Linked DNA regions of Homo sapiens: all the other regions are linked to region 4. A link is a loop called in an ENCODE intact Hi-C map of the cell type or tissue named here. Cell type or tissue: thyroid gland. All regions are shown on one strand. Each heading gives the region's core, and the rest is flanking DNA. Links, peaks and the distances in the headings are about the cores only. Region 1 has its middle 120 kb from the start of EDN3. Region 2 has its middle 45 kb from the start of SLMO2-ATP5E. Region 3 has its middle 110 kb from the start of PHACTR3. Region 4 overlaps LOC101927932 (a long non-coding RNA gene).

Region 1 (7,926 bases), core at 2,009-7,008, 550 kb before region 4:
AGAAAATCTGAAAAAGAAATCCTGTCTTCCCATATAATGTAGACTAAAACTAGGGATAATACACCGAATAGTTAAGAAGATCCCTATGGTAGATCATTTTAAACATGTAATTATAAACGTCACTCTAAGAATTTTATAATTTAGATGTAATTGTTCCAGTCCTAAAACTTTTTTGTTCTATGAAATAATTTTTTATTTAAAACATTTTAAACACAGAAAAGTTAAAAGATAATAAAACAAACACCTGTGAATCCTTAACTGAAATTTGACAGCTGTTAACATTTCTTCATATTGTTCCAAGTATTATTTTAAACTAGAGAAATAGAATTTTCAGATCAAGAAAAGTTGATGCTATTTATGATCTAACTTTGGACCACCACTCAAAATCAACCTCTGCCATGAACTTAAATATCTCTCTGTGTGTGTATACACACACATACATATGTATATATAATGTGTATATATACATACATATGTACGTATGTAGTCCAAATAACACAGGGTAGTGGAGAGCAAATATTTTTCTGTAAATGGCCCACTGAGAAACATTTTCAGCTTTGCGGACCATATGGTCTCTGTTGCAGCTACTCAGCTCTGCCACTGTGTGTGAAAGCAGCCACATACGATATGTAAACAAATGGGTATGGATGTGTGCCAATAAAACTTTATTTACAAAAACGAGCACCGGATGGTACTTTGCCAGCTCCCATTATAGAACATCATTTTGTGTGTGTGTTTAAATTTATATCAACAGAGCTGCAGTTCATTCATCTTAACTGCGAATTAGAGTTCCCTCTATGCAATATCTCATTTAGCCAGTCCTTTATTGATGAGCATTTAGTTTCCACTGATATTTTTAAAAGACCCTTAACATAACCAAACAGGTGAGCTGAACTTGACATAGTCTAGCTGGATTGGAACTACACCCATAAACTCTTAAGTTGTTTCATGTAAATTCAAGCTGTGGAGGACTTGGTGGGAATGTGATGAGCTTGAACTTGAATGTGGACATCATTGCATATTGTCCACCAAATTCTGGCAAGAACTAAAACTTCCCCCTTTAGTTATCCAGATCATTCTCTCCATCTCTGTTTCTTCATTTGCCTTGAAGATTTGGCAGAGTGCTTGCCCCAGATAGGTGGGTTATAGGTGGGTTCTGGCCAAGAATCTGAGGTTACAGACTCCAACACCTTAGAGCGGCAGGCAGGAGGAAATGAGGATGGATGTGGGCTGGGGTTGACTGTCAATGGAAAAGCACCTGCTCTATCCAGCCATGTCTTACTATGAGCACCACAGCCATTGTTGACAGATTTAACTTTTCCAGAGAAGCTGTGTATCTGGATTGTAACATGAATTCTCTCCATTTTCAAATGCAACTAATTCAGTGCAAGGAAGGAAGGGGGGAAGGAAGGAAGGAAGAGAAGAAGGAAGGAAGGAGCTGGAGGTAGGGAGGTAGGGAGGGAGGGATCACTTTGGCATCCTATGGAACATATCTGGCCCTGGTTTTCAAACTCCAGAGGAGAATAGGAACAAGGAATTGTCATGTAGAAGTCACAGAAAAGCTACTTCTTCTGGAAGGGATCTCAGGGAAGGAAGCCTTGGTTCGGCACCTGTTCCCACCCCGTCTACCTGGGCAGGCCTATAAGCCTCACAGCTGAGCCACCAGCTTCCTGTCCATCAAGCGTGGCTGAGGATCCTCATGATGCTGTCCGATTGACAAAGATGGGGAAGCTTTGGACAAAGCAGAAAATAGGTGTTATTATCATTATCCTATAATACCTCTGAAACCTAATGTAAGGCTTTTTCTTCCAACAAAGCCCCATCTGCTTCGTTTTAGGGTGTGAGCTCGTTAGTGCCTGCTACCACATGTTGACAGGACGCAGATTCCTTCGTTAATTCCACTAGGCCGTATTCCTGGAGCATGTTGAGTGCACGACTTGTTATGGATCCAAGAAAGACGCTCCTTGGCTTTCTTGTAAGATGTTTATTAAAGCAAGTCCTGCCCTTTCCCCAACCTCCAATAAGTTACTTCTTCTCATCTCCCTACTGCCCTCCTCAATTCGGAGAAAATATTTTTGCAATAATTTCCCACCATTTGTCCTTGTTTATTTTTAATTTCATTGCGGTCCCGGCCGGCTGTGCAGTCCAGCCGTCTTCCCAGCCTTTTACGAGCATCGTTTTACGTATTTCTACCAACATCCAAAAAATGAAACAAATCCTCGTATAGAATGCCGGGCTTCCCAACAGCTGGGAGGAGGTGTTTTCCTGCATGATTTCTCGCTGCTCTGAAGGCTTCTTGAAGAAGCTGGGGCTGTCTGGGGGTGACCACGAGCAGAAAAAGCCTAGGATATGTCCCTTTCCTCACAGCTGACCAGAACAGTTTCTTCCAAGGATCCTGGATACATAGCCCAAGCAGGAAGGACAGCAACCTTCCAGAAAGACCCAGGTGGACTCACCACAAGGCTAATCACAACCTAATGCTAGAAAAGCAGAGAGCTGGAACATGTCACAGCCTCGATGGGCAGACTAAAATCTTCCTGTCCCACCACTGCGACCATCTCCTTCCAGAACCCCAGGCCCTGCCTCCCTCCTCTTGTTTCTCTGTCAGCTGCTCCTCTCAGAGTCCTTATAGACCAACTGGATAGATCAGGATGAAAAGTAAACTCACAGAGAAATAAACTTGCCAGAATAGTTATCCCAGTGTCAAAAACTAAGGAGATGCCACTTTCCAGTTACAGGCCTGGCTCTGGCTTAGGAAGGGCAAGAGAGAAGTGAATCACGTAGGACAGAAAGAGTGGTGGAATAGCCATGCCAACCTCTTTCTCTCACAGTTTCGCTGTTTGTGGCTCTCCAGGGCTGGGAAGCTACCAGGGAAGAGCATGATGTGAAAGCCAGCCAGGTGGGGCTTTTCATTCCGTCTGCAGTGTCATCCCGAGTCATGTCAAACGGGAGAGGACGGTCACAGACTCCGAACTGGCATTTCACCCAGCACATGCCAACCCTTTAGTTGAGGTGGTGCAAGGCTGCAGGACTTGACAACCCCAGATCTAAGCCCCATCTGTGACATCGGCTGGGTGGCCATGGGGCAAGTGACTTCTTTCACCTCTTGAGTCTTCAGTTTCCTCCTCTGTAAAACAAGAATATTAATAGTGTCCACTTCAAAGGTGATCGTGAGCAGGGGGCTGACCCAGCGATGAAAGAGAAAGGAATGAATGAGTCTGAACACTGCCCTGGTGAGAGCTGCTGCTGCTGCTGCTGCTACTGTTAGAATCCAGGGCACTAAATGACTTGCTCTGTCATGGGGGGAGCTGGAGGCAAAGCCTGGACTCTAACCTGGATCTGCAGACGTCCAAAGCAGGCTCATGGGGCTAGGATGTTCATGGAGCCCCTCCTGCACAAATCAAGGTCCATCCAGGGGATGGTCTGGATAGACGGTCTCCACGCCTACTCCAAGGAACCCATCCTGAGTTGGGATGAGACAGGGAGACGAAGAATTCTTCCCCACAAAGATAACACCAGATGTGAGGTCAGGAAACATGACCGGGTGAAGGGAAGAAGTGTGCCTGGAGCGTCTCTCTAGAACCCAGAGTCACCTTGGCCCTCCGTCACTCATCAGCTCTCCATGGCTCTGCCTACAGAACAAAGCCTGAATGGCCCAAGGCAGGGTTTGCTCTCTGCCCTGCACAGTGCTTGGCATATAGTGGGTGCCCAGTGGATGTGGGTGGAAGGAATGAACAAATGACATTCTCTGGGTGGCTTTCAAGACCCCCAGCATCTACTCAAACTTGTCTCCACTTCACCTTGGCTACAACCACAGGACACTCCTCCCCAGTGCCTGCTCTTTTGGGGAGCATCTCCCCTACCTAAGACCTTCAGCCACTCTTTGCACTGGACCACACCAGTGGCTGCCATCTCTCTCCTTCCCTGAAATCTACAAGTGGTGTTGTCCAGCGCCTTTATTTGGGATTATACTCTCCATGATTCTGCACGATCCCAGGGCCCCAAATATGTAGACACCCTGTCCCAGATTGCTATGACTACCACGACCCCAGGCACAGTAAAGAACCCTCTTCTCCAGAATCCAAGTGTACTTTTCCCTCTTTGAACATATTTTGGGAGGATTCTGTCATTGGGACCCTCTTTAACCTACACTGTCATTCTTTCTCTCATTTTCTCACCATCTTCGGCATTTCTATTTACAAGATTTTCTTCTCTTCTCTCATCAGTTACCCAATTCCTGGCGGTTCTGGCAATATCTTGACTGTACTGGAAGCCCGCTGGTCAAGATCAAGCTACCTTTAGGAACCCTGTTGGCTCCTAGTTCCTACCACACAATAAGCATGCTCTGAAACACAAACAGGAGGCTGCAAGAGCAACAGGGAACAGCAAGGAATGAGGCGCAATCATTCCATGGACAACTTCATGGTTATCCTTGGACTGAGTTCTGCCACGTCTCAGCATCTGAGGCCATCTGCAGAGCATTTGATGGAAAAAGGATAGGCGGTCTCTGAAACCTTCAGACAAGAGGCGCCGTCCAAATCATTTGTGACTTTTATTCTTCAATGTTTAATTGTACCTCCTCTGGGATAATATGGCCAATTTTTGAAAAACAACCATAGCAATAAATTTCCCATAATTTACTGCCAGATTAATAGTTTTGTAGTCAAGCTATTATTGTTTTAATAAGAAGAGAAAAAGAAAAACATGTGAAGAGGCTCTGTATGTTCCAGGGTGAGCTCATCAAGGCAGCCCGCTGGACATGCTGGGCAGGGAAAGCAGCCAGCGTGCCCCAGATGGTGGGGCCCTGGGGTCTCACGGGGAGGGGAGACAGGACCCTCGGCTGGGTGTTTGCCATCTACCCCTCACCCCACCAGGAGCAGCCTGAGCACAGGGGTCTCTGAGCTGCCTGGGTAAGACTCTCTAGATAGGTAAAGGAGAAATTTATTCTGCCCATGAAGGCAGGTAACATGGTCTTCCGGGAAACTCTACCTGCCTTTGTGTCACTCTTGGACAAGGACATTAGCCAGTGACACATCCATGATTTTGCCTCCTCTAGAACTGGGCAAGGGTTCCTAGTGGCAGGGTGGGGACAGGGTGGGCTCTGAGCCATTGGTTGGCAAAACATTGCTCCTCTGATGGCTTTATCTGGTGTCTCATGGCTTCTTCTCATCTCAGGCTTCACAACCATCATACTAACACAGCACCTTGAAAATTCAAAGACACAGCAATCCACAGAAAGACATACACGGAACCGTAAAAGCATCTTGCTGGCCTGGCGCAGTGACTCACACCTGTAATCCCAGCACTTTGGGAGGCTGAGACAGGTGGATCATCTGAGGTTGGGAGCTTGAGACCAACCTGGCCAACAGGGTGAAACCCCGTCTCTACTAAAAATACAAAAATTAGCAGGGCATGGTGGCATGCATCTGTAATCCCAGCTACTCAGGAAGCTGAGGCAGGGAAATTGTTTGAAGCTGGGAGGTGGAGGTTGCAGTGAGCCAAGATCGTGCCACTGCACTCCAGCCTGGGTGACAGAGTGAGACTCCATAAAAAAAAAAAAACAAAAAAAAAACACCTCTTGCTAAGTAAAAGAAGCCAGTTTGAAAAGTCCACATGCTGTGTGAGTCCAACTAGATGACATTCTGGAAAATTCAAAACTATAGAGACGTCAAAAGATCGGTGGTTGTTAGGAGTTCAAGGGGGAGGGAGGGACGAACAGGTGGAGCTCAGGAGATGTTTAGGGCAGTGAAATGACTCTGTATGATCCTGTAATTGAGGGCACGTGACATTATACATTTGTCAAAACCCATAGAATGTACACCACCAAGAGTCAACCCTCTTATGAACTTTAACTGATAATAATGCATCAATATTGGTTCATCAACTGTAACAAGTGTAGCATGCTAAGGCAAGATGTTAATGAAAATAGGATTATTGGGGGAGGGGTATGGGGCATGTGTGGGAACTCTCTGTGCTTTCTGTTCAATTTTTCCCTAAATGTAAAACTGCTCTAAAAAACCCAATCCTAGGGAATGTGCTTTGAAGCAAGATTCATCGCTGTCCCTTCCACTTCCCTGTGAGTAGCTCTTGTCTGGATCACCATCACCCCAACATCCCAGCCATGGGCCTCACTGGCTCTGCAGAATGCAATCATTCCCCAACCCTCTGAATCCATCTCCACCTGCTCTCTCCATCCTGTGACTTCTCCAGTTCAGGCACCACCCTCTCCTATCAGGCATTGTATTTTACCTCCTAGTGGGCCTTCAACTTTCCTGCTTTGGTCTAGAACAGTAGGAGCCTGCTCAGAACCCACCAAGCACAGGCCTTGCCAACTACTTGCCAGGCACACGGGGCTCTTCATGGTGGGGCCGCATGTGCCCACCCGCGCCTCTCCCTGGGGTGCCCAGCTCTGCTTCTCTCCTATGGCCCTCACAGATGCCCCTGCCCTCCCAGCCCGAAGCTCTGGCACCAAGCATGACGTATCACACACCATTTAGGTGACCACCTCTCTCCACAGATAGTGAGCTCCGATAATGCCTAGGTCTGGTCACTTTCACATTCCGGCCCTGACCCCCTACTCCCTGAACCTTGGGGATTGGCAATAAGTCCCACTGCAGTATTTGTTGGATGAAGTGCAATTGGCCATCATCAAACCTAACATTCTAGACCCATGGAGTAGCCGAATCTCCGTGCTCCTCACCCAGAGGACAATTTGTACACTGGCGCCAGTGGCTTAGAAAGCTACGTTAAGCATCTTTGCAATTCCGCCACGGTTTGCTCCTCTGAGAACATATTTAATTACTGGAATGTACATCTCATCTCTCATTCCTCCTTCCCCGGCCCTCCCATCCCATGATTAATGTGAATCTGTCTCGCTGTAAAATAACCACGTCTCACTCTAATTAAGTTCTGGTTGTTTCTAACCTGGGTTTGAATGTTCAGCTTAAGAATTTCTCTGTAGCTTTCTAGCGATCCAATGGTGGGATCTCTTCATAATTGTATTAATGTTTCAAATGTAGGCTTTAATAAAGAGAGATTTGTTTTTAAAAATCATTCACCCTAAGAACAGGCAAAGTGTTCTATGGTGATACAGGTCAGAATGGTGCTGGGGAGGTTCTGGTGGAAAGGAGGCACACAGGAGCCTCTGGATCACAGACGTACTGTTCACTTTGATTGGAGTCTATGTGGAGGGCTGAATAACAGCCCCAAAGATGTCCATGTCTTAAATCTAAACCCTGAACCTGTAGGCATGTCACCTTACATGACAACAGGGACTTTTCAGATGTGATTAGGTTAAGGATCTTGATATGGGGAGATCCTCCTGGATTATCCGGGTGGGCCCAATGTCATCACAAGGAGCCTTATAAGATGGACACAGGAGGATCAGAGAGAGAGGAGCATTTAAGGATGCTACACTGCTGGCTTGGAAGATGGAGGATGGGACCATGAGCCAAGGAATGCAGGTGGCCCCTGGATCCTGGAAAAGGCAGGGAAACAGATTCATCCCTAAAGCCTCTGCAGGCATGCACTCCTGCTGACACCTTGATTTTAAGACTTCTGACGCCAGAACTAACAACAAATACATTTGTGTTGCTTCAAGCCACTAAGTTTGTAATTTTTAACAGCAGCATTAGGAAACTAACCCAGAGTATCTATATGTAAAAACACACTGACATACACACTTAAGATTCTCACAATTTGCTGCATGTCAGGTCAGATCTTGACTTCAGCGCTACTGGCCCTACAGGCCAGGTGACTCTGTTGTAGGGGGCTGTCCCATGCATTGGACGGTGTTTAGCAGCGTCCTGGGCCTATATCCACTAGATGCCAGGAGCACCCAACTTCCCACCCAATTGTGACAACCAAAAATGTCTCCCGATGTTGCCACGTGTTTTCTGGAGGGCAAACCACCTCCCTTGGTTGTGA
Region 2 (7,926 bases), core at 952-5,951, 220 kb before region 4:
AATTACAGGTGTGAGCCAACACGCCCAGCCTCCTTTGTCTGTTGAAACACCAGAAAAATCATTAGTCCTGTTTTGTCTTTAGAAAAAAACACTGTGAAAGAAATAGTTCTGCCTATGCCCTAGATGTATGAAGAATGCATGTGGAACAATTTGATGGAATGTATTTTACAGTGGAATCTGCCTCTGCATTCGTACCAGAGTGAATCTTCTTGGAGAATCATCAGGAGAGAAGAGCCGGCTTCAGTGCTTCCTGCTGGCACTCCAAGTCTGTACAGCTGAAACAAGTGTTACCCTTGCAGCTGGGTCCCAGGAAAGAGTAAATTCAAACTATAAAATGTCAATACTCTTCAAGCTGCACAGGGTCAATACAAATACTACAATGGTGCATCATTGATCTAGTATTTGTTAGTTAGGTTTTCCACAGTAGTTAATTATTTTAGAAAATTAAAAATTAGTTTAATAACAAAACTTAACAAGTAATTAGCACTGGGAGGGAATTAACTTCAAAAGGGCCCAAGAGAACCTTTTTGTGGTGGTGCAAATATTACATCTTGACTCTGGCGGCTGCATATCTATATATATTTGCCAAAAGTCATGCTGCTGAATCCTTTGAAAGGGTAAATGTTATTATATGTAAATAAACCTTAATAAACCTGACTTTTACAAAAGGCAAAAAGTAATTATGACATTATCAAAAAAGTGAAAAGACAATCCACGAAAAAAAAATATTTGCAAGTCATATATTTGATAAGGATCTAGTATCCAGAATATATAAAGTACTCTTACAACTCAACAACAAAAATACAAACAATTTTAAAATGCACAAAAATTAATCCTTCTTCAATAAGTTAAACACAGAATTATCATATGACCCAGCCATTACACTCTTAGATACATAGCCAAAATGGTTGAAAACAGGTATTCAAACAAAAACTTGTGCGTGAATGTTCATATCAACACTATTCACAATAGGCAAAAGGTGCAAACAGCCCAAATGTCCATCAACTGATGATCATAAACAAATTGTGATATGTGCATACAATGGAATAGTAATCAGCCGTGAAAAGGAATGAACCACTGACACAGGCTATAACTAAGTGGAACAAGCCAGACACAAAATGTCACGTGTTGTACAATTTTATTTATATGAAATATTTGGAATACATAAATCCATAGAGACAGGATGCAGATTGGTAGTTTCCAGCCTGGAAGGAGGAGGAATGAGGGGTAATTGTTTATTGGTACAGGGTTTCTTTTGGGGTTGATGAATATGTGAAAGCAGAAAGAGCGGTGTTTGTATGACATTGAGCATGCACTAAATGTCACTGAATTGTTCACTTTAAAATGGTTATTTTATGTTGTGTGAATTTCACTTTAATAATAACTGTTTAAGGGAAAAGTTAATTCACTGATAGAGGTATTTCTAAAATGTATTGTACTGCCCCCAGCATTCTTTCTTGTAGTGTAAGGTCAGTGATACATTAAAGACCATGCATTGACGCATTGGGAATCTCTTTTGGAGCCCAGCTCCAGAAGGGTATGAGCTGCCAGATCAGGTCATCAATAGCTATGTTTGCCTGAGGACTCATAAGGCCTCTTGGGAGAAACAGTAAGAGGAACTTTGAAGACTCACAGACCTTTGGGACCAGATTCCCCAACTCCTTACCCTGTCTGTGAAACTCATAAGACAAGCCACTTCCCCGGAGCTTGGAAGGCTGTATGTTCCTCTGCACTGACCATGCCTCTAGGTTGTGATTTAAATTGCAACTGTTGTGGTCCTAGGTGGCACCCTTTAAATGCCCTCTGAGCCAGGCCCTGGGAATTTGTTGCCAGTAACTTGATAAAAAGAAGTAAAAAAAAAAAAAAAGACTTTAAAAACTCCATCTACTGTGAGGCAAATGATAAAGCTCTGTGAGCACTACAAAGTCAGATTGTCCAAGGCAGACTGAGACAAATGTTTTGACTGTTAGGAAGAAAACCAATCCTCAGCGCTGGACATGGTACACCCAGAGAAATGAGGAGAACAGACACAGACGAAAGATGGACAACACGGGTCCCTCTTCGCTATTTGAGGCAGTGAGGACACATGCATCTCAGAACCAAGCCATCAAAGGCTTAGCAAAGTGGGAAGACACCAGGGGCCACCAAAAGATCAGGGTGTGTGACTGGCATCCAACAGGAAAGCAGGAGGACCTGGGAGAGTGGACTTTAGGCCCAGGACCCGGTGAGCATCCCCAGTGATGGTCATTGCCCTCTTTGCCCTTGACCTTGGCTTCCCCAATGTATCACTCATGACAGGCTTTCCCCAAAAAGTGTCAGTTGCTATCAACCTGGAAGGAGAATGCCTGGTTTTGCACCTTGGAGCTCCACTTGACTGTGAATGTTGAACTAGGATGAAGGCTTGGAAAAATGAAAATCCAAGTTAGAGGTATCCCAGGACTGGAAGGGAACACTCGTCCTTTGTCAGAATAAATGAAGATTCAGAAGGATTTTTACCATTGAAAGATGAACTGAGGCCGGGCACAGTGGTTCATACCTGTAATCCCAGCACTTTGGGAGGCTGAGGTGGGTGGATCTCCTGAGGTCAGGAGTTTGAGGCCAGCCTGGCCAACATGGTGAAACCCCGTCTCTACTAAAAATGCAAAAATCAGGCAAGTGTGGTGGTGCACCCCTGTAATCCCAACTACTCGAGAGGCTGAGGTGGGAGAATTGCTTGAACCTGGGAGGCAGAGGCTGCAGTGAACCAAGATCGTGCCACTGCACTCCAGCCTGGGTGACAGAGCGAGACCCCGTCTCAAAAAAAAAGAAAAAAAGAAAAAGAAAATGAAAGATGAACTGAAATTAGGAAGAAATTTAACAGGCATGAACATAAAACCCTGGATCTCTGTTATTTGTTTTAATACAATAAAGGATAACAGAAACTTGATAAAGGGTATGAAGCACCCACTATGTGCCAGACATTCCACAGGCATTATCTCAACTCATGTTTATAAACTCAGCTTGCAAAAGTGGCAGTTAGGGAAGTTGGAGCCTGAGGAGGTCAAGCCATTGGCTCAAGGTCACATACTCTGAGGATGAAGAAAAGAGACACTAGATTCCCAGAACTCTAATATACATCCTCTGGTTTTCCATAAACAGTTCTTCGGGGAATAAATCTTAACCTAAGCACAAATTCATATGAAAAAGATCCAGGGCTGCACTTGACTATAGGTTTTACAAAACTTTGTAGCTTGAAAGCTATATTAATTAAAATACAGGTTCCTAAATCTAAGGGACATAACCATCCCACTGGGATGGATCTGTTGGATCATTGGCAAGGAACTGAAAGCCTCAGAGTTGATTAATCAGTTTCAGGATCTCTCCAAACACGGCAAAGAATCTTTACCAATCCAGGAATCTTAACCAAGAACAACCCCTAGGGAAAGCTTAGAAACAAGGCGCCCCCTGGTGGTCCTTCTGACCGGGGCGATGCATGGGTTCAGAGCATTCTCCCAGCCTATGAGATGCTCCAAGCCATTCATTTTACCTCTATTTTTAAATTTTGTTTTGATCACTGCAATTATTTTCCTCTTAACTCTTATTACCTATATCTTGTATTTTAGAGAACATTTATTATGTATTTATTTACAGTTGCATCCCAAATTTATAAACTGGTAGAATTCGCCTGTAAAATTGAAAGTTCAGCTCTCTACCATGAGATGTTGTCTTCTCATTAAAAAAAAAAAAAAAAAGTCAAGCAATACAGGCACATCTCCCACTCAGTATAGAACTTTCTGAACTTAATTACCACTGTCAGGATGCCTTTGACAAGAAATGTTTACTTCACAGAAAAGAGGGCGAATGCATTCCGAGCAAGGTTAATCGTTTTTTGTGAGAGCCTAAGTTGTCCTAGCAGCCTGAGGGTAGTCTTCAGCTTTGAATAAGTGTCTCATTATTTATATTACCCATTTTTTGTCCTGTTTATTCTCCGCCTCGTTTATTTTTGTGAAAATAACTTGCAGAGTATTTAGTTCTGATGAGTGATTTTGCTTATTTGTTTTTGAGCATTAATCAGCCACAAGTTCTAAAATAAACACCTAATTTATTTTGACTGTAACAAAGCAAAGAGAAACAAAATTAATTAATCTGCCAATTCGCTATCACGGTGGATATTAAAGTACATATAAATCATCACAATTCTGAATGATTCTACAAGCCAGAGGTTGGCAAGCTTTTCTGTAAAGGGCCAGAGAGAAAATATTTGAGATTCTGGGGCCAGAAGATCCTGCCGCAGTGACTAGACTCTGCTGGTACAACACAAAAGCAGCCAGAGCCAATATGTAAATAAGTGGGCATGGCTGTGTTTCAATAAAACTTTATTTACAAAACAAACCAGCGTGCCAGATTTGGCTTGTGGGCCATAGTTTGGTAACCCCTACAATACTGAACAGTAAATCTCCATCAGTGCCTTCCATTTTGGAAAACACTTCTGGAATTCACATGCTAAGAATGGCTAGTAGTAATACGGAGTTCACAATTCCGTTCTTACTATACGAGTATTTATGTGATATTTTCTGGATTATTAAGGAATATTTATAAAGAAATGTATGAAATCTTTAAATTGTGATTGCATCTGAATAAGTCATATCAGTTACATACCTTGTCACATGGTACACAAGTCACCTTTACAAATCAATAGCAAAACTCTACCAGCCCATTTTTTAAAATTACTATCTGCCTAACTTCCTAACAGACACTAAAATGAATACAAACAGCATTCTCTACTCACAGTAATTCACGCTGTCCCAGGCATACAGTCTGGTTGTTATTTCAAAGTTTTAGACCAGTACATATTTTTTGTTTTTTCTTTCTAAAGTCTCTTTTTCTATGTAAAACCTCCTTTAAAACCATATGGATTTTATTAGAAGGATTATAACCTTTCTGGCTGATATATGCTTACATTATTTGCATTTAATTTAATTGGAGTTTTGAAGGAAGTGCTGTAAAATCAAATTCAGTGTTTTTATATCATTTGATATTTGTTTCCTATTTTTGCAGCACCAGTAATCAAGGGTCTTATCTTTGAAAGCAGTTTACATAACCATGTTTTGATGTTTTCAAAACTTGTCTAGAAAATAAGACCCCCTAAAATCACGATTTGTGTCTTCAAAGTTTTCCTTTGTTAATTTTTAGGTTAATGGATATTTAGCTGAATCTTTCTTTATGTAGAAGATTTTGTTTGAAACTGTACTTTGTCCTCATGATAAATTGGAATGTCTTAATTTTGAACTTATGTCCTACTGAGTGACCTAATTTCTTTATGAATCTCACGGATGGAGCAGGCAAGTAATCTTGAGTATCAAGCAGATTCATTTTTAAATGCAATTATGCATTCATTCTGCCCCAGAAAAGTTTCATCCTAACTAATCTTTGACCTGACAGCTGAGGGTGGCACAGCAACACCACTGAAAGTCTAGAAGACACAGGTGCACAGCATTTTGTTCCTAGGGTTACCTTTTTTCAGCAACTAATTGTATTTCACTGGAGGAAATTTTTAAATGAAGCAAATAGGGGGAAATAGTGATTTTTCTCCATACATGAATAAAAGTTAATGTTATGAGGCATTTCACACTTTTCTTTTATGTTAAAATTTTATTCTCTGCATATGTTTGTAACTTATAAAACTGCTTGTGTGCCCCGTGTATGTCCTAGAAGAAAGAAAGGGTTCTGGAACCTACTGTCTTTTCATCTCTACCTGGCAAGTACTATTTGAGTTTCTAGAATGAAAATAGGAAAATTGATTAGTCCATTCAGTATTCCAAAGAAAATCTGAAAGAAAGGTTAAAATCTAATAAGAAGCTGGCATTTGTCTTTAGGTCTTGTTTATGTCTCAGTGCCCAGAATCAAAAAAGGCTATGGGTTCTCAGCAGAGACGCAATGATGTTGGCCATAGAGGACACCGTCAGATCAAACCCTATCAGTCCATTTCCTTTGCTTCTTAGCCCATTAGAGCAAAGATTTTTAATTTTCTTTTGAAATGCCTTGAAGTTATAGAGTAAGACAAAACAAAATATTGCCTGAACAGGAGCATTAAATTTTTTTTTTCTTTTTTTGAGACAGAGTCTCACTCTGTCACCAGGCTGGATCGCAATAGCACGATCTCGGCTCACTGCAACCTCCACCTCCTGGGTTCAAATGATTCTCCTGCCTCAGCCTCCTGAGTAGCTTGGGACTACAGGCACGTGGCACCATACCCAGCTAATTTTTGTATTTTTAGTAGAGACGGGGTTTCACCATATTGACCAGGATGGTCTTGATCTCTTGACCTCATGATCCACCCACCTTGGCCTCCCAAAGTGCTGGGATTACAGGCGTGAGGCAAAAAAATATATTTTTTTGAGACAGGGTCTCACTCTGTTGCCCAGGCTAGAGAGGCTGAGTGGCCCAACTGGTTTCATAATTCTCATTACAGAGAAAATCCAAGTATTTCTAATCCTCATAATGAAAAGCATTTCATAAACCTCATTTTTTTTGTTGTTTTTTTGAGACAGGGTCTCACTCTGTTGCCCAGGCTGGAGTGCAGCAATGTGACCAAGGGTCACTGCAGCCTCGACCTCCTGGGCTCAAGCGATTCTCCTGTCTCACCCTTCCCAAATGCTGGGATTAAAAGCATGAGCCACCATACCCAGCCCAAAAACATTTTAATGGGGCACTGAAACAAGGGTAACTAGTTCATTAAAAAAAAATAGTATGGAACCCGGTTTGAGTGTACAGCTGCAAATCCACATGTTCGAGCCAGCTGGACAGCTTCTCCAGGCCACATTCTCTGCCAAGAACAGCCGGGAACCCCTGCCAAGGACTCAACCCTCTTCTCCCTGGGCGGGTGTTGGTTTTGGCTCAGATTCGGTCCCACCTAGACAGTTTCCAGCATTGCAGGTGAAGCAATTAACTGTAAATTTTTTTTAATTAAATTTTAAATGATTTTTAACTAGGAAATGTGCTCCTGTATGCAATGTTGTCCAATCTTCACTCACCCACACCCCTTCACAATTTTTGCCACATCCCTGCACCATCTGTACCATTATTTGCTTTCCTCTTCCCTTAATGGATTTATTTATTTTATCTAAATAGGTTTATTTTAAAAGAGAACTTTATGAAACTACCGTGAATGGGGAAAAAATGGCATCACTAGCCTGGAACAGAAAGTCACCCTCTGGAATGACAAAGGAGCCAGCATGTGCCTGGGCCATCAAGCTGCCCATTCAGCCATGCTGAGTCTTGCCTGCCCACCTCATCTCCCGCCTCACGCCAGATCACACTGCCTAATATTTTACTCAGATGTCTTCTTCAGTTCCCCATTGGAGCCAAAAGTCTCCTTCCCCTGCCCTCTGCTGAGCTGGGGGTCACTGTGCCCTGTCTCTCAGCTCCTCTCGGAGCTTTCTCCAGCCTTCAGCTCTCAAATGTCTTCAGCCTCTCTGCTAACTCATCCTGGCCTGAAGCAATTCTTGCCTGGATTCTCTCCCGACTCAAGACATCCCTCTAAGCGGATTCACGCCCGCCACTCCAAGCCTTTTGGGAAAAACACCTTGCCTCCATAGCTCAGCCGCCTTCTTAGGCCCAGGAACTCAGCCATATCCTACCCATGTAGCTGAAGGTACTCCTTGGAAGGCCCCCAGTTCCTAGATACCAAGTGCTTCTGGGCCCTCCTTCCCGTCCAGCCCAAACTTCCTGTGAGCCAGCTTTTCTTGAAGCATCCTCGTAATTCATTGAACATATAGGAATTTAGGAAGTCCCTCCATGCCCTTTCTCCTGCCGCTCTGCTGTCCTGTCCCCTCTTCCCCTAGTTGGAGGGCATTCCCAAGAACACACCTCTGGTCTTTATCACTTTCCTCTTTCTCCATGCCCTTGGCAGGAAGATGCAATCGCCAGATTTCACTACGTGTGACC
Region 3 (7,926 bases), core at 1,540-6,539, 630 kb before region 4:
GTCCTATTTGAAGTAATCAATTACACCTCACTGTTTCAATTTGTAGTGGTTACCCTAGGGTTTATAATATACATTTTTAACTTACCATTGCCTACCTTCAAATAATGTTATACCACTTCCCAGATAGGGTAAGAGCCTTACCACATTGTATGTACATTCCCTCCCATTTTTTGTGCTGCCTTTCCTTTGTTCTAAACTTTATTTGTATGTATGTTATAGGCCACACAATATTTTTACTATTTTTGCTTTAGACAGTCAAATATTTTCTACTTTTCCATACCTTTTGGAGGTATCTTATATGTTTACTGTATCATTTATTTTGTTTGTGTAGATACAAATTTCCAACTCATATCATTTTCCTTCTTCTTGAAGAACATAGAACATGAATATTTCTTCAGTGCAGTACACAGGTCACATTTTTCCTAAGCTTTCATTTCTCTGAAAAAGTCTATTTCATTTTCATTATTGAAAGATATTTTCACTGAATGTAGAATTCTACACTGATAGGGGTTTTTCTTTCTTTCAGTATTAAAAATATTGTTCCATTGTCTTGGGCTCACATAGCTTCTGATGAGAAGTCTGTTGTAATTGATATCTTTGTCCTTCTGTATGTAATGTTCTTCATTCTCTGGATGTCTTTAAGATCTCTTTATCTTCACTTCTTATAAGCTTGACTGTGATACATCAAGGTGTATTTTCTTTTGCATATATCCTGCTTTGTGTTCTCTGGCTTTTTGGGATTTGCAGTTTGTTGTATTTTATTAATGCTGAAGAGGTCATTGCTGAGAAGTTTCTAAATATATCTTCTTCCTTGTTCTCTCTGTCTTCCCTTTCCTGGACTCCAGTTACAGATATTTTAGATCATTGGTTATTGTCTTGGAGTTCTTGAATGCTCTTTTATGTTTTTTGTTTTTTTTTTAATTTCTTCTTTGTGTTTCAGTTGGAAATGTTCCATTGATCTATTTTCCACACTCCCCTCTCCCCTCAAGGCAATAGATCTTTGCTTTAGAAGAGTGAGTAGGGAGCTTTCCAGCTCTTCTGCATCTTGAGGCTATAGTGTCATGAGAGAGGAGAGTTGGAGAAACAGTTGGGCTTTGTTCTTGCAGCCCCTCATAAGGCTCTGTTTCCTGCCCTGCTCTTGATCTTTCTCAGCAGCATCTAGCAGAGATCCAGGGAAAAGAGCTAACAAGAGGGTGTGGAACCCCTTGAGTCTAGGCTTCCCGGGTGTTCCAAACTGTCATGCTAGCCTGTGTCAGCAGCCTTTAAGAGTTGCTACAATTTCACCTGTTTTCCCCTAGCACTTTTAGGGTGATCACCTATTCCTTCCATCTGTGCCCAAGGTAAGACAGTGTGTATGTACTCTGTCTTCAGAGGGGCTTGTCACTTCCTGGAATCTACTTCCCTAGGTTGCCTTGTAGCCTCCGCTTTCAGATGGGCTCAAAACACTTATAATTTCATAGATTATTCAGGTTAAGGTGGGAGCAACAATCTCTTGTGACTTTCTACAGCCTAAGCAGGAAGAGAGCTTCTTGGTATTGGATATTTTTAAAGACTGCCTGGCTAATTGTAAAGTGTGGACAAGCAGGGAATGGTGCCCAATTCAGTTGAACTGAAGAGGAAATCAAAATAGTAGCAACATTACCAATAAAAATATAAACAGGGATGGTTTTGCTGCTGGACAATCACTTTGTTTTTAACTCAGAGACAATTGTCAGTCATGGGAAGCAACTGTATTTCTCTCTGGTAGATGCTACAAAGATGACAGCCCAACTTTTCCAGTTCTTTGTCTATCACCTTTATTGGAAGAGATGCTCCGGGTCCCTGCAGAAGTCAGGCTCTTAAGATTAAGGGATTTGGTCCATTGCCTAAATGCCTTTGAATTATATTGCTTTATCTTTCAAAATCCTTATATTTTAGTTTCCCTAAGTTAGACATATTTGTGATGAGTAAAATGATGACATGTTTAATGGTCTAATTGTAAGATATAGGAAACACCAGTTCTGCCCTTAAACTTCACATAGTTCCAGCACATGGACAAGGACCCCTGAGGGTGAGCAACCTTCATCCAGGGCTTGAACCCAAGAGGCAGCCCTTCTGCATGTGCCCAGGTCAGAGGGCAGGCGGTCCATGCTCCAGCTTCACCCCTGCCCATTTCACGTCCCAACACATGCACTTTTCTGTTGCTCTGCTCTGTTCTGTGTGTCACTGCGACCCATGAAAGTCTCATGGAGACTAGAAGGTGTATGAATACATACTCAACAGTGGTGATCTGATTAAATAGGAGCTCCCATTAATTGGGGGGCCATTGTGGGCACTTCACATGCTCTCTCCCACTCAGTCCTGCAAGGTACATGCTAAAATTCTCATTTTTTTTTTGAGACAGAGTTTCACTCTTGTTGCCCACGCTGGAGTGCAATGGCACAGTCAGCTCACTGCAACCTCTGCCTCCCAGGTTCAAGTGATCCTCCTGCCTCAGCCTCCCAAGTAGCTGGGATTACAGGCACCTGCCACCATGCCCAGCTAATTTTTGTATTTTTAGTAGAGCTGGGGTTTCACCATTTTAGCCAGGCTGGTCTCGAACTCCTGACCTCAGGTGATCTGCCCACCTTGGCCTCCAAAAGTGCTGGGATTACGGGCAAGAGCCACCGGGCCCGGCCTATTCTTACTTGATTGAGCACATTGTGGTCAGAAAGTTTAATTAATTGATGAGTGGTCATGCAGCTGTCCCACGTCATTGATCCAGCATGGTCTGACCCCAGGTCAGATTATATCTGGAGCAGAGATCTGAAGGACACTTTCTCCCATCTCACATGCCAACCCTGAAAGCCCCTACTTCCCCATCCCCAGGCAAATAACTGATGTAGTAGGTTTTAATAGCACCCTTTTACCGAGAAGCCCTGTGGTTCTCTATAGCAAGCATTTCCCTCACCGCAATGAGTAATAAACCCAATTCATTCAACAATGAGTGTGTTCCTGAGGATCTGTGGCTGGAGGATGTGGACACAGGCTTCAATGGCCTGTACTAAATGGTCACCCACAGCCAGGACTTGAGGATGACAGTGGCTGAGGCCACAGGCACCAGGGCAGCCGGGTCTGTTGCAGGACCAAAGGGGTTCAGACATGAAACAACAAGTAATGATAATATTAATAAAAACAAAAGTAGTAAGCATAGAGAAGTTGCACCTCTCTTAAAACACTTTCTTTTATTATATAGACATAGTAAAACTTGTCTGAAGAATGTTTAATATAGAATTCTGTTGCAATGAGTTGAATTGTGGTCCCCCCAAATTTCTACATTGAAGTTCTGAAACCCCGAGTACCTTAGAAAGTGACCTTATTTGGAAATAGAACCTTTGCAGTTGCAATTAGGCAAGATAAGGTCATACCTGAGATAAGGCCCCTAATCCATATGACTGGGGTCCTTATAAAAGGGGGAAACTTGGACTTAGATGCATGGAGAGAAGATATTGTGCCGATCCAGAGAGAATGCCATGGGAACATGGGGATGGCTGCCACAAGCCAGGGGACACCTGGGGACACCAGATGCTGGAGAAGCTGGAACGGATCCTTCCTCGAGGCTTCGGAAGGTGCCAACTATGCCGACACCTTGATTCTACACTGCCAGCTTCTGGCACTGTGGGACCATGGATTTCCACTGTTCTATGCCACCTCATTCATGGTGCTTTGTTACAGCAGCTCCGGCAAACTAACCCACCTTCAGATCCAAGACAGTGTGCACAGCACTCCGGAGGAAAATTCCCAACAAGTCACATATTTTTAAAAATTCATATCAATGAGAAGTTTTACATTATCTTAACAAATATAAAAGCACAGTCATCCTGCAAAATCCGAATGGAAAGACATCTTCCTGATTTAATGATCGCGATTCTTAAATCCGAGTCTTTCACACTGGGATCTTCACATCTGTCCTGAGGGTTTGAGTGCTGTCTCCATGAGAAAGTGAAGTTGCTTGAGTTTGAGGAGCTGCATTGCCACTCTGTGTCCACCAAGGCAGTCAGAGCTGAGCAGAAACTCAGGGTGAATTCCAGATCCCGTAGCCCAGGTTCCATCCCAGCCCCAGCACGGAGTGGGTGACTTAACCTGTGTGTGCCTCAGTTATCCCATCTGTAATGTGGGGCCATTATTAGGCGCTTACCTTATAGAGTGCTGTGGGGATTTTGTCAATATATGTGTGGTTGGCTGAATAACAATACCCCCCACCAAAAGATATTCATGCCCTAATCTCTGGAAACTGTAAATGTGAACTTACAGGTAAAAAGCAACTTTGCAGATGGGATGAAGTTAAGATCTGAAAGAGGAAAGATTATCCCTGGGCCGGGATGCGGCCATGGGTATCCTTATCCGAAGGAGGCAGAGGGAGACTTGGCACATACAGAGGAGAGGGTGAAGCTGAAGCAGAGACAGACCTGAAGATGTGGGTCCTGGAGACTGGAGTGAGGACGGCACCCCTGAGGAACCGGCAGCTGGCAGAAGCTGGAGCAGCCAGGGACAGCTTCTCCCCTGGCGCCACCAGAGGGCGCACGGACCTTGATTTCAGACCTTGATTTCAGATTTCTAGAAGGGAGAGTACTTCTCTGCTGCTTTCAAGCACCCAATGTGTGGTCGTTTCAGCAGCCACAGGAAGAGCTCCTCAGCCTCGACAATATTGCCAGGGTGGGCTGGTGACCCTCTGTGGTGGGGGTCACCTCGTGCACTGCAGGGTGTCTCACAGCACCCCATCTCCACTCGATAGATGCCAGGGGCGCGCCCACCTTGTGTGATAACCAAAAATGTCTCCAGACGCTGCCAGTTGTCCCCTAGGGGGGCAGAATCACCCCAAGTTGAGAAGCGAGTGTGAGGACAGCCCTGGGGCTTGGCGAGCACGCAGTGTAACCAGGGGCTAGTTTTCATCATCTCCCTTTCTCTTAGTGCTGAGACAAAGCTGAACACTGTTCCTTCGCACATCGCCCCCAAAGACCTCCTGGGTCAGAGGGGACTGAGGGGACCCCACCTGTGAGGACATCATGGGCAGGGAAAAGGAGAGAGACTGAGGTGGCCTGAATGTAAACCCCAGTTCCTCTGGAATACTCTTTTCCCTAAGAAAAATAAATTTGAATTTGGTATTCTACAAAAATATTACAGCTGTATTTGCACGTGGATACAAAGTATTCCTTTAAGTCCTTGGATCATGTCCACTCCGTGACACTGCCACCCAGCGCAGCGCCTTGGTGTGGGAGCTCGGTCCCCTCTTGGGCACCACGGGACACAGGGCTGCTGTGTGGGTGGAGCAGGAGGTCAGGATCAGTGCAGGAACTCAGCAGGCCTCCAACGCCAGAGGCAGCCATCATCATCCACACTGAGGAAGATGCACTATTTCAACCCAAAGACTAAACCACAGGCCCATGTGATGTCGGGAAGTGGTCACTTCTTTTTTTTTTTTTTTTTTGGAGAGGGAGTCTCACTGTGTTGCCCAGGCTGGAGTGCAGTGGCGCAATCTCAGCTCACTGCAATCTCCACCTCCCAGGTTCAAGAGATTCTCCTGCCTCAGCCTCCCGAGCAGCTGGGATTACAGGCATGCACCACCACGCCCAGCTGATTTTTGTATTTTTAGTAGAGACGGGGGTTTCACCATGTTGGCCAGGCTGGTCTCGAACTCCTGACCTCAAGTGATCCATCTGCCTCGGCCTCCTAAAGTGCTGGGATTACAGGCGTGAGCCACTGCACCTGGCCACTCCTCTTCTTTAGAGTCCAGTTGGCAGCGCTTCCCGGCAGATCCAGAGTTCCCAGAGGAGGAAGGGGATTGCGTGTTTTGAGGAGAGTGAGTCACGCCCGTCTAAATGAGGTCAGGAAATGATTGCGGGAGAAGAGCATTCGTGTACACAGAGGACACGCAGGCCTCCACGACCCGCGTGCTGAATTCGGAGACGGCAGTCCCCTCCAAAGGCCTGGTGTCCCTGCAGCTGCCCAGGCTGGTGGGTGAGCAGGGGTGCACAACGATCCCCCCATACCACAAGCACCTCCCAGGTCATGATCCCTCACCCTCTCTGTGTCGAGGGACACAGCAATTGGGGAGCACTGGGTTCTTGGGGGTTCAAGATCTCAGTGCAGGTAATTTTTTAAAATTCTCCTTTTATGCCTTCCTATCTCCGTGCCTTGTCCTATAAAATGTGAGAAGCGGCCTCACCCCTGTGCTTCTAGAGACATGTACACACAGCGGTGTCTGAGGGCTGTCACACAGTAGTGTCACGACAGATTGGATGGTCCATTATTTGAACAGTGGCTCATGCCATCTGTGGGTATATCTGTACCCCAACACAGGACTCGGACAAAGGGGGAGCCCATATGTGAAAGCGGAGGGCCTGAAGAGGATGGATGCAAAGAAAGCGCCATTCAAAGAAGCTGGGAGAAAGTTCTAAACTTTCTGAATGAGGAGGGAATTGCTGTTTGGTTGGAGGTAGCCAGGTGGAGGGTAAGCACTTGAGAGGAAAGCCCCCAGGCCTCTTCCCCAGGAGCAAGAAAAACTGCTTCTGCATGGTGGTGCTGAGGGCTCTGAGCTGTTTCCCCCAGGGAGAGGGCTTGCCCTGGGCTGGGTTTCTCGGACCCTGAAAGCCAGAGCCTGGTTGGAGTGATGCCCCAGGAGCTGCCTGGATGAGACCTGTCTGTCCCCGTGGTCCCCAATCTCCAAGCCCTTTTCTCAGCCATTAGAAACATCATCAATCTCCAAACTTCCCAGGGCAAGGTATCCTCAGAGTAATGCTCACTTTGTGTCTTATCTAGATTTCCAGAGGGAAGAAGACCAATTCCCCAAACTTAACATATGAGAGCTTAAGACACCACTCTCTGGATATTTGAGTGTAGGAGACAGTAGCCTTGTATTAGACTTTGCCTAGTCCAGATTTTGGTTCATGGATGACCATATCTGAACTGGCAAATAATTCATCAAGGGTGGGGCATGGTGAGTCAGCCCACAGTGCGCGGGACCCCGGTGGTACCAGCTGCCGCAGTACAGCATTCACCCTAAGACGCTTCCTTCTGGTACAGAGACCTCCTGGAGGGGTGGCGGGTCCACCAGCCATTCCTTCCACACACATGGGTCTTGGACAGCAGCTTTTTAACAGGCTGTACCTCAGAACCACCTGCAGACCTTTAAATAATCTGATGCTCAGCCCCATTCCATTCACTTAGGTCAGGATCTCTGGCAACATGAGTATATTCTCAAACACACCCCACATGAGGTTCCTGAGTGGCCAGATTGGAGAACCACTGGTCTAATGAGACAGCCTCCTCTGGCATAGGGAACGGCAGAATCATGGAATTTCAGAGGATAGAATGTGGGAGGGAGCGAGGGAAGAAGGCGGGCAAGGCGCTGGCATGGAGCAGCATGGAGCTGGTTTGAGAACAAGAAGAAGGAGAATATCAACAGCAAAGATACTAACATCCAGAAATGTCCAGAATAGTCGTGCTGCCGTGTAATTGCTTTGCACTGTGAATTGTGGATGTGATTATGTTTCTTTTTTTTTTTTTTAGATAGAGTCTTGCTTGCTCTGTCACCCAGGCTGGAGTGCAGTGGTGTGATCTCGGCTCACCGCAACCTCCGCCTCCCAGTTTCAAGCAATTCTTGTGCCTCAGCCTCCCAAGTAGCTGGGACTACAGGTGCACACCACCATGCCTGGCTAATTTTTTTGTATTTTTAGTGGAGACGGGGTTTCACCATGTTGGCCAGGCTGGTCTCAAACCCCTGACCTCAGGTGATCTGCTCCCCTCGGCCTCCCAAAGTGCTGGGATTATAGGCGTGAGCCACGCACCCGGCCATGGATGTGATTAGGTTTCTAACAGCTGAAAGAGGAGCTACAGCAAGTCTTCACCAATTTTTCTATCAAATTCTTCCAGAGTTGAACAAATAGAAGGTCCCCATGTACCCTGCTG
Region 4 (7,926 bases), core at 1,334-6,333:
ACACTAATCCTAGACATAGAAGATTTCTAAGGTTAGGTGGGAAATATTGGGCCCATCTTCCTAAGAGAATTTTAGTCTTGAAAGATCCTGGAAGGCATAGTTTGGCTCCAGAGAGTGCACAATGAAAGAAAGAAGTTGGCAAAAGGCAGTTCTCAGCACCACTCTTGGGCCAGGCCTCTGCAGCCCCTCCTGGAAGCAAGACTGCCTCCTCAGCATGGCCAGTAACCCTCTGGGCTGTGCCTCCTGGAGAAAGGCCTCATTCAGTCCCATGACTGACAAGTTATCAACAGGGAGGTCTACCCTATCAACAGGGAGGTCTATCCTGTGACTAGCAAAGGTTCAGTCACTGCTGTTTGTGCAGAAATTTTCAGCCTCAGAGTGGCATGAAAATCTGAATGGCTGTGCCTGTCAAATGTTGCTTGTTTTGACCCCAGCAGATCCTTCTAGGTTTTCTGCAGTTTAATTATCAGCACTCATGACACTTTTAGGTAACCTCTGATTTGGTGTGCTCAACTGGGCTGGAAGACTCTTAGCAGGTTGTTGAAGTCTTTTGGTTGACAATCTTTCCATCTTTCCTTATTTATTCCCTGTGTAATCGCTTAGCAGAGACTGCCCACTCTTGTTAACTTCCTGGGTTTGTTTTGATTCCATCAAGGGAGTAGCAGTGTCTCATACTTTTGTCTTCCCCACGGGGAAGGGCACATATTTGGCACTCAATACATGTATATCGAATGAATGAACAAATGAAAATGCCCGAATTGAGGCAAACTCACCGACCAGGCAAGGATTCGTCCTTCTAAGGGGCGTGGCAGACACGTGAGCAGCTACTGCAAGCTTAGAGATGCTACTAGACAGACAAAAAGGAGTAAGGCTATTTCGACCTTCAAGTTAACCAAAAAATTAGGAAATAACTTATCAGTGAGAAAAAATGGGTACATGTGCTAGTCCCTGTGTACCAAGGACTGGGCAGGATTCCATGCTTTTGCCAAGTTGGACATAACCTACAGATGAGTAAACCTCAGACCTGCCAATAGTCAAACATTTGAAAAATTAATTTGTGACAACTGTTTTCACTTGGAACCATGATGGATTTAACTGTTTTCTTAAATTAGGCATGTCATTTTATGCTAAATTTCCACTAAACATTTCCCAACAACATTTCTTTCTTCCTGAAGAACCACCGTGACCCCTAACTCCCTGACAATTCCAAAATGTCACAGAAGGCCCATTTTATAAACATATTTGTGAATGAGTTCCTTTTCATAGCTATTAGATCAGCAATTATTTTCCCCAACACTGGCCCCTAATCAGCCATTTTGCTAAGTCTCAAAGCAACACAAATTTAGCTCAAATCAATTAGCAACACATTTCTAACTCTTGGTGCTTGGGGAGAGTCTGAACTCCTCCTGATGGGATGAGGCTAACGCCTTGAGAATGAACTGAGAGGCAGGTCAGCCCAGGAAGCCACTTCTGCCTTTGTGGTTGTGCTTTACAAGAAGGCCAAAATGTGGGAGAATGGGGTCCAACCACAACAAATTAGGATGAAATTTTGATTTTATTTTTTTTCTCTTGAGCTGATGAATGAAGCCCAGGACATAGAAAGGCAGCTGACGGAATATTTTCCCCACCAATGCCAGGAAGCTGAAGGTCTGCTCTTGTGATTTGCATCTGGCTGTGATGTTCTCTCTCTGCCCCCCACCCTCACCCCAGCACAGAGCAATCAACCTTGTCCCTGTTCTCCTCTGGCTGAATTCCCCCCTTTTCTCTTCCCCTCACCTTTCCTTGCTGAACAGAATTGTCTTCCCTCTCTAATGAACATAACCCAAGAGAATAAAACTTGTTTTTCAAAGTGGGGAGGGGGAATGGGAGGAAGAAAGGAAGGAAGGGAGGAAGGAAGGAAAAAGAAAAAAAGAAAACAATGCCTACAGTGGGTCTGGCTGGAACCCAATTCTCAAGGACATCGATTTGTAAAATTCAAAGGTTTCCCCAACATCAAAGATCTATACTTAACTTATAGGATGCTCACTTTTAACCTTAGGGTTTGCTTTGTTTTGTTCTGGATAATTATCAAATTTAAAAATTTATGATTTTTTTTTTTAAAGAACTAGAAGGTTCTCTGTGTGCCAGACTTTCTAAAACAAAACAAAACCACTTAGTGGGATAAGGCATGTGAAAACACTTGTGCTCCATGAAGTGTGCTACATGCAGTGTGTTCCTAACTTTAAAATAAAACAAAAATTGGACCATCGTTTTAGAATCAGGAGGTAAACACTTGGGAAAGCAATAAGAGGTGAGAGGGCAGTGGTCAGAGCTCAGAGGGTGGTGGTGGCCCCCGTCTTGGCACACAAGAGAGGCCTCTGTCCCAGCTCTTCTGGTTGGCACTTGAACGAACAAGGGACCTCATGGGGCAGTGAGATGGGGAGGAGAGGATGCCCCAGCCTGGATTGTGAACCTGCCTCTCCTCCCCGTACTCCTGTCCGGTCTAGCCAGCCTGGCCCCTCAGCTGTGCCAGCCACACCCTCCTTGGCAGCGCTCCACCCCCTGCCTGGTAGAAGGATAATCACTTGCAACCTGATCCTCTCCTCTGTTCTGGACTAGAAGTTCCTAGAGGGCAAGGACCCCATTTGGTGCTTAGAGCTAAACTTGGCAAAGGCACTCTTTTCTTTTTTCTTTTCTTCTCTTTTTTCTTTTCCTTTCTTTTCTTTTCTCCCCCTCCCTCCTCCCTCCCTTCCTTCTTCCTTCCTTCTCTCTTTCCTTTCCCTCTTTTTTCCTCCTCTCTCTCCCTTTTAATTTTTTTGGTTTTTTTTTTGTTGTTTGTTTTTTTTTTTTTTTTCGACGGAGTATCATTCTTGTTGCCCAGGATGGAGTGCAATGGCACAATCTCGGCTCACTGCAAACCCTGCCTCCCGGGTTCAAGCGATTCTCCTGTCTCAGCCTCCCGAGTAGCTAGAATTACAGGCATGCGCCACCATGCCCAGCTAATTTTGTATTTTTAGTAGAGATGATGTTTCTCCATGTTAGTCAGGCTGGTCTTGAACTCCTGACCTCAGGTGATCTGCCCACCTCGGCCTCCCAAAGTGCTGGGATTACAGGCGTGAACCACTGCTCCCTTTCAAATTTTTAAATTTAATCTCTATTTACTTCTTTCCTTCCGTTTGCACCTTAATTTCTCTTTGTCTCTCTCTTTCAACAATAAACAACTGGCCAAAGGGAATTGGTTTTAATTTCTGAGTCGTTCACAAGGACCCCGGGATTTCAAAAGATCAGAGAAGGAAAAACAAAGGGAGGGAACCTCAATTCTTTCCCTGCTCTTCCCCGCTAGCGAAAGGACTGAACAAGTGAAAGAACTGTGGAAGGACGATGGCGAACATGGAAGAGCTCTAAGGAAACTGTCCTGTAGTGTGTGTTTGTGGAGCAGGGGGATTAATATGAAACTGCACACCATGATTCATGCCCTCTCAAAACTATGCATACACCTGAGTAAAGAACAGGGGGAGATAATGATCAGTAAAATCACAGCAGGGTGAGGGTAGGCTGGGGGGATTTCCTGTAATATTATGATGTCATTTTAACAATAAATACAACTAGAAGAAAAGGCGCCCGGCCAAGTGTGGGATGTGGGTTCCATGTCATGTGGGAAGCGAAAGTGGGCAGTTGGGCCCCAGAAGGGAGAGTTCTAAGAGGGTGTGGTTCCCTCTAAGGGAGGGATTTGTGCGTCTGGCGCAGGGAGAAGACTGACCAAGAAAGCCACCAAATAAACAGACCAAACCCCCAACCACCCCTCCCCTGAGAAAAGCACAGAATGGCTGTATTGGTGTTAAAAGTAAGGTCCCCGGGACCCAAGACAGGATGAGAGCCCCAACCAAAACACCCTGGAAACATGGGGCTTTTTTTCCATTTGGGCATCCTACATTTCATCTAGAGAATTCCAAGATCCCAATTTCTGAGAGCAGACCCAGCCATTCTGAGCTCTCTGCTGACCTCTGGTGGGGAGGAGCTCCCATGGCCCAGGAAAGGTTGGAAAGAGGCAGCCACCTGCCCTGGCCTCCTCTGTTCCCCACGGTCTACAGGGTCACCTGCCCTCAGCCACCACTCAGGGCTAGAAGTCAGGGACTGTGAGGAGGAGAAAGTGCAAGAAAAGCTTTAAAGAATCCTCAGAGGAATATGGGCATAAGAGAATCATGTTGTAGGAAAGTTATCAAGTAAAAGAAAATTTTTTAAATAGATGGGTGGGAGGGACGTTTACCTTAAATCAACCCTGTGTATTCAGTTTCTTTAACTTTACAATCTTAAGAGAGAGGGGAGAAAGAATGTGTATATGAATGGGGTATGGAGGGTAAATTTGATCAGAAAGAAATAAATTCCCATTGGAGGACTTTGTAGGTCCTTGTGTGGGAGGCCTGTGTGGCCCTTCTCAAATAGATGACCTCATCATTTTCCAGCTGCTGGGTGGGGTGGTGCAGGGGGCAGAAATGGAAGGGAATGGCAACGGTACCTGTTCTTGGAACCAAGGAATTTGACCCAGACACCATCGGACCCAGCTTCCCCTCCCGTGGAAACGAGGCCTAAAGAAGCCAGAAGTGGCCTGCCCCAAGGCAGTGCTGAGCCTGAGATGGACAGTAGGGGTCCCATCCTTAGAGAGGACACCTTCGCTAGTGAGAATGCCCCAGTGTGCCGTGAAGCACTGAGAAGTGGAGAGGGGTTGAGGAGGGGAAGAACTTAAAACTAGCCCTGAGGTCTCAGAGATCCTGAAAAACACAATGATACTTGCATGAATGGAAAAGCAATGATGTATCCCTAGCAAGTCCCTTCTCTGTAAACAATCATTGACCATGCACCTCAAATTCTACTTCATCTCTCCATATTGTCTTAAATGCTAACTTCTCCAGGTAGGCCCCTTAGATTTCCCTGGTGGAAACTGGAGCTCTGCTCACCTATGAACCTCTTTTCTAGCCCTTGATTGAGGTGTGAAAGAGTTTACCACCAAACTCTGCTCCCACAAAGATTCTCCCGGTGATTGGGACCCAGAAACTATTAATTATTTACCAAAGGACAACAGAGGGCCCTACCATTTGATTTCCTATACAATCTGCCATTTTGGAACAGACATTTAAAAAAATTTGTGTTGGATAGGGGGTTGGCATACCTCATCTATTGAAACTTTATAAGATAATTAAATAAGTTTTAAAGTGAGAAAGACATCCCTCCTGTTTTTTCAATTGAGAAAAACTAGAACCAGGGATTTGTCCAAGATCTCAGGACCAGTTCCCAGGAGAACCGGGGCACCAGGGCGGTGAATCTGGAGGTTACCTGATCGTGTGCTTTCCTGCCTTGGCTAAGATCTTCAGATCCACTCGTTAAAAGTTGCCGGGATTTGTCCTTAGATGTCAATTGCTCAACTGAAACCTTTTAAAAACATTCCTCAGCCTTAGGGGCAGGGGCCGTGTCCTTGGGAAGGAGGATTTAGGGAGGGGGATGCGGGTTCTGCCTTAGGCGCCGGCGCAAGGGTGAATTTTTGAAAGCCAGGCTGTCAATCGTAAAAGCCGAGCGCCATCTGCCAGCCGGTTCTGAGTAGCCTTGCTTTCTTTCATTGTTTCCACTTCCCAGCCCTGAATAATTTGTGTTCTCATTTATTTCCCTCCAAAAAAAAGGTAGTTCCTGCTCAGAAAGTCCCCCCAAAATAAGAACCCCATTTAAAAATAAATCTTAGAAGAGAGTGAGAGAGCGAGAAAACAAAGGAAAAGTGAGAAAGAAATTCGAGAACTCCTTAGGAGGCTGCTTTCCGTTCTCCCCTTTCTGGATTGTGAAACTTCTGAGAAAATGAGAGATGAGCCCCCTTTCTTCAACTAAGGCAGCCCTAATGGTCTTGCTTCTTCTTTCTGACCTCTCACCTTCTTGTGGCGAGCAGATGCCCCACTTTGAGCCTGCCTTAACATCTGAAATCAGACCCTAACTCTGGGGAATCAAGATTGCAGGGCCAGAAAAAAAAAAAAAGCTGGCTGCGGTGGTTCACGCCTGTAATCCCAGCACTTTGGGAGGCCAAGGTGGGCGGATCATCTGAAGTCAGGAGTTGGAGACCAGCCTGGCTAACATGGTGAAACCCCATCTCTACTAAAAAGACAAATATTGGCAGGGCACGGTGGCTCACGCCTGTAATCCCAGCACTTTGGGAGGCTGAGGCAGGGGGATCACCTGAGATCGGGAGTTTGAGACCAGCCTGACCAACATGGAGAACCCCATCACTACTAAAAATACATAATTAGCTATGTGTGGTGGCGTGCGCCTGTAGTACCAGCTACTCAGGAAGCTGAGGCAGGAGAATTGCTTGAACCTGGGAGGTGGAGGTTGCAGTGAGCCAAGATCATGCCACTTCACTCCAGCCTGGGTGACAGAGCAAGACTCCATCTCAAAAAAAAAAAAAAAAGAAAGAAAGAAACAGGAGAGGTGTCCACTATCTGCTATATGTTAGCTTAAGTCTGAGGCTGAGATGCCTGCAAGCCTTTTGGATTCATCCCTGGCACCTGAGTTCCAAGTCTCAATCTCAAGCCTCCTTTCTCAAGCTGTCCCTGTCCTGCCCCCATCTTGTGTCTTGACTTTCTCATACATAAAGCTGAACACAGAGATACCCTCTGCTTCTTCCCTGACAACTCATCAAATTTAAGGTGCTCTCCTGACCATGGCAGGACCCCAGGAATACTTGGCAGAATCATTCCTAAATGGGGCCTTGTCAATACTTTCAAGAATCAAACTTTAGCCTTTTCCCGATGTCAGCTTGGCAAATTCATGGAATCCTAGAATAAAGTTCTATAATCAACCAAGGTCCCAGGAATGAGAACCCCCAACTTCTAACCCAGTGCTGTTTGTACTATTCTAGGACCCTCCCAAAGAGCTGGAGCTCCTCTGCCCACTGCCTCCCCCATCAGATCAGACCTATGGTAGAAGACAGCAAGGAGTAAACGCTGTAAGCTCACAAACACCAAACTGCCCTAGGATGAACGATTTCGTAAGAGCGCTCCAGAATGACTGGATCCCATCAGGAACATTTCCAAAGACTCCCACTCAGAAAGGGGAGCCCTCCTGGGAGTGTCCATCCTAAAACCCACACTGGCCATTTGTTTTGCAAAACAAAATGATCTAATGTGCTTCCTTTTAGCAGCTAAAAATGCTTAATTATAAATAGCTAGAAGTTTTCTGGCAATCCAACTTTTAAAAATTTTCCCCTAACGTCTGGCATTTGTTTTTGGGTTCTGCCCTGAGTCTTCTAAGCATTTGCTTGGAAAGATGTTGCACTTTCGCAGGCAAAATTTCAAAATCAACATTCAAGAAGCTTGCCTTTGGTAATTTCTAGGATTCTGCAGTAAGGAGGTTTTATAGTTAGGGGACACTTTGCTTAGCTGAACTTGTGACATAAAAAGCTAGTCTTCAGACAAGTTTTGATTTCAAATGATACTTTAAATTTTACATGTCTGATATATAATTTATCAAACTACCAATATATTTCTACACCTTCCCCTAAAGAAATCCTGATAGTAAAAGCTAAAGTGTTGAAATACACCTGCATGTCTGGAGTGGAGAGTGGTCATTGTCTATCTATTTATTTATTTTTCTGGCCTTTGCAATGAAGTCAGAGGTCATAAATTTGAAACTCCCTAGGGAAAAAAAAAAAAGAAAAAAATCTCCTTTGTTTGAAAAAATTAGATCCCTAATGAATCTGTTTCAGTTGTTACAATCAGATGTTTCAATTTGAAAACTTGATGAGATGAATTCAGATGTTACAATCTGAAAACTCTATAGAAAGACCAAATGGGGGCAAAAATGTAAATGTGTTATGTCAAAATATAACAAAGAAGTTATAAAGTCCCCTTCCATAATGGTTACTTGAGAGAGGCTGGTCAGATGCAAATTAGGGGCTTAGACCACTGTTTA

The links. Hi-C counts contacts between places; a loop is a spot of excess contacts. Peaks named below come from ENCODE experiments on the same cell type or tissue, not always from the same donor. Only the 100,000 strongest peaks of a DNase experiment are listed, where the experiment ranks them.
Region 1: a loop joins it to region 4, with 5 times the contacts of the local background. A loop is called at or near these places in 60 of 110 quality-filtered maps.
Region 2: it touches region 4 in a loop (6-fold over the local background); 41 of 110 quality-filtered maps call a loop at or near these places.
Region 3: a loop joins it to region 4, with 5 times the contacts of the local background. A loop is called at or near these places in 46 of 110 quality-filtered maps.

The regions. Positions count from the first base shown.
Region 1 is chr20:59,414,018-59,421,943 of GRCh38, reverse strand. No RefSeq gene overlaps it. Among named protein-coding and RNA genes, the nearest start is that of EDN3, 120 kb to the right of the region's middle. In thyroid gland, for the core only: no CTCF peak of the experiment used is centred there; no DNase peak of the experiment used is centred there.
Region 2 is chr20:59,083,541-59,091,466 of GRCh38, reverse strand. No RefSeq gene overlaps it. Among named protein-coding and RNA genes, the nearest start is that of SLMO2-ATP5E, 45 kb to the right of the region's middle. In thyroid gland, for the core only: a CTCF peak has its summit at 3,454 (motif pointing left); a DNase peak (open chromatin) is centred at 3,456.
Region 3 is chr20:59,492,699-59,500,624 of GRCh38, reverse strand. No RefSeq gene overlaps it. Among named protein-coding and RNA genes, the nearest start is that of PHACTR3, 110 kb to the left of the region's middle. RefSeq lists enhancers at 4,430-4,479, 4,217-4,717. In thyroid gland, for the core only: a CTCF peak has its summit at 4,516 (motif pointing right); a DNase peak (open chromatin) is centred at 4,534.
Region 4 is chr20:58,866,521-58,874,446 of GRCh38, reverse strand. It overlaps LOC101927932 (a long non-coding RNA gene), which reads left to right. Exons shown (of 5, transcript NR_126334.1): 4 at 6,875-6,961. It also overlaps a transcript of GNAS not described here. Among named protein-coding and RNA genes, the nearest start is that of GNAS, 21 kb to the left of the region's middle. In thyroid gland, for the core only: CTCF peaks have their summits at 3,990 (motif pointing left) and 5,554; DNase peaks (open chromatin) are centred at 2,376, 3,603, 4,006 and 5,518; H3K27ac peaks cover 3,713 bases.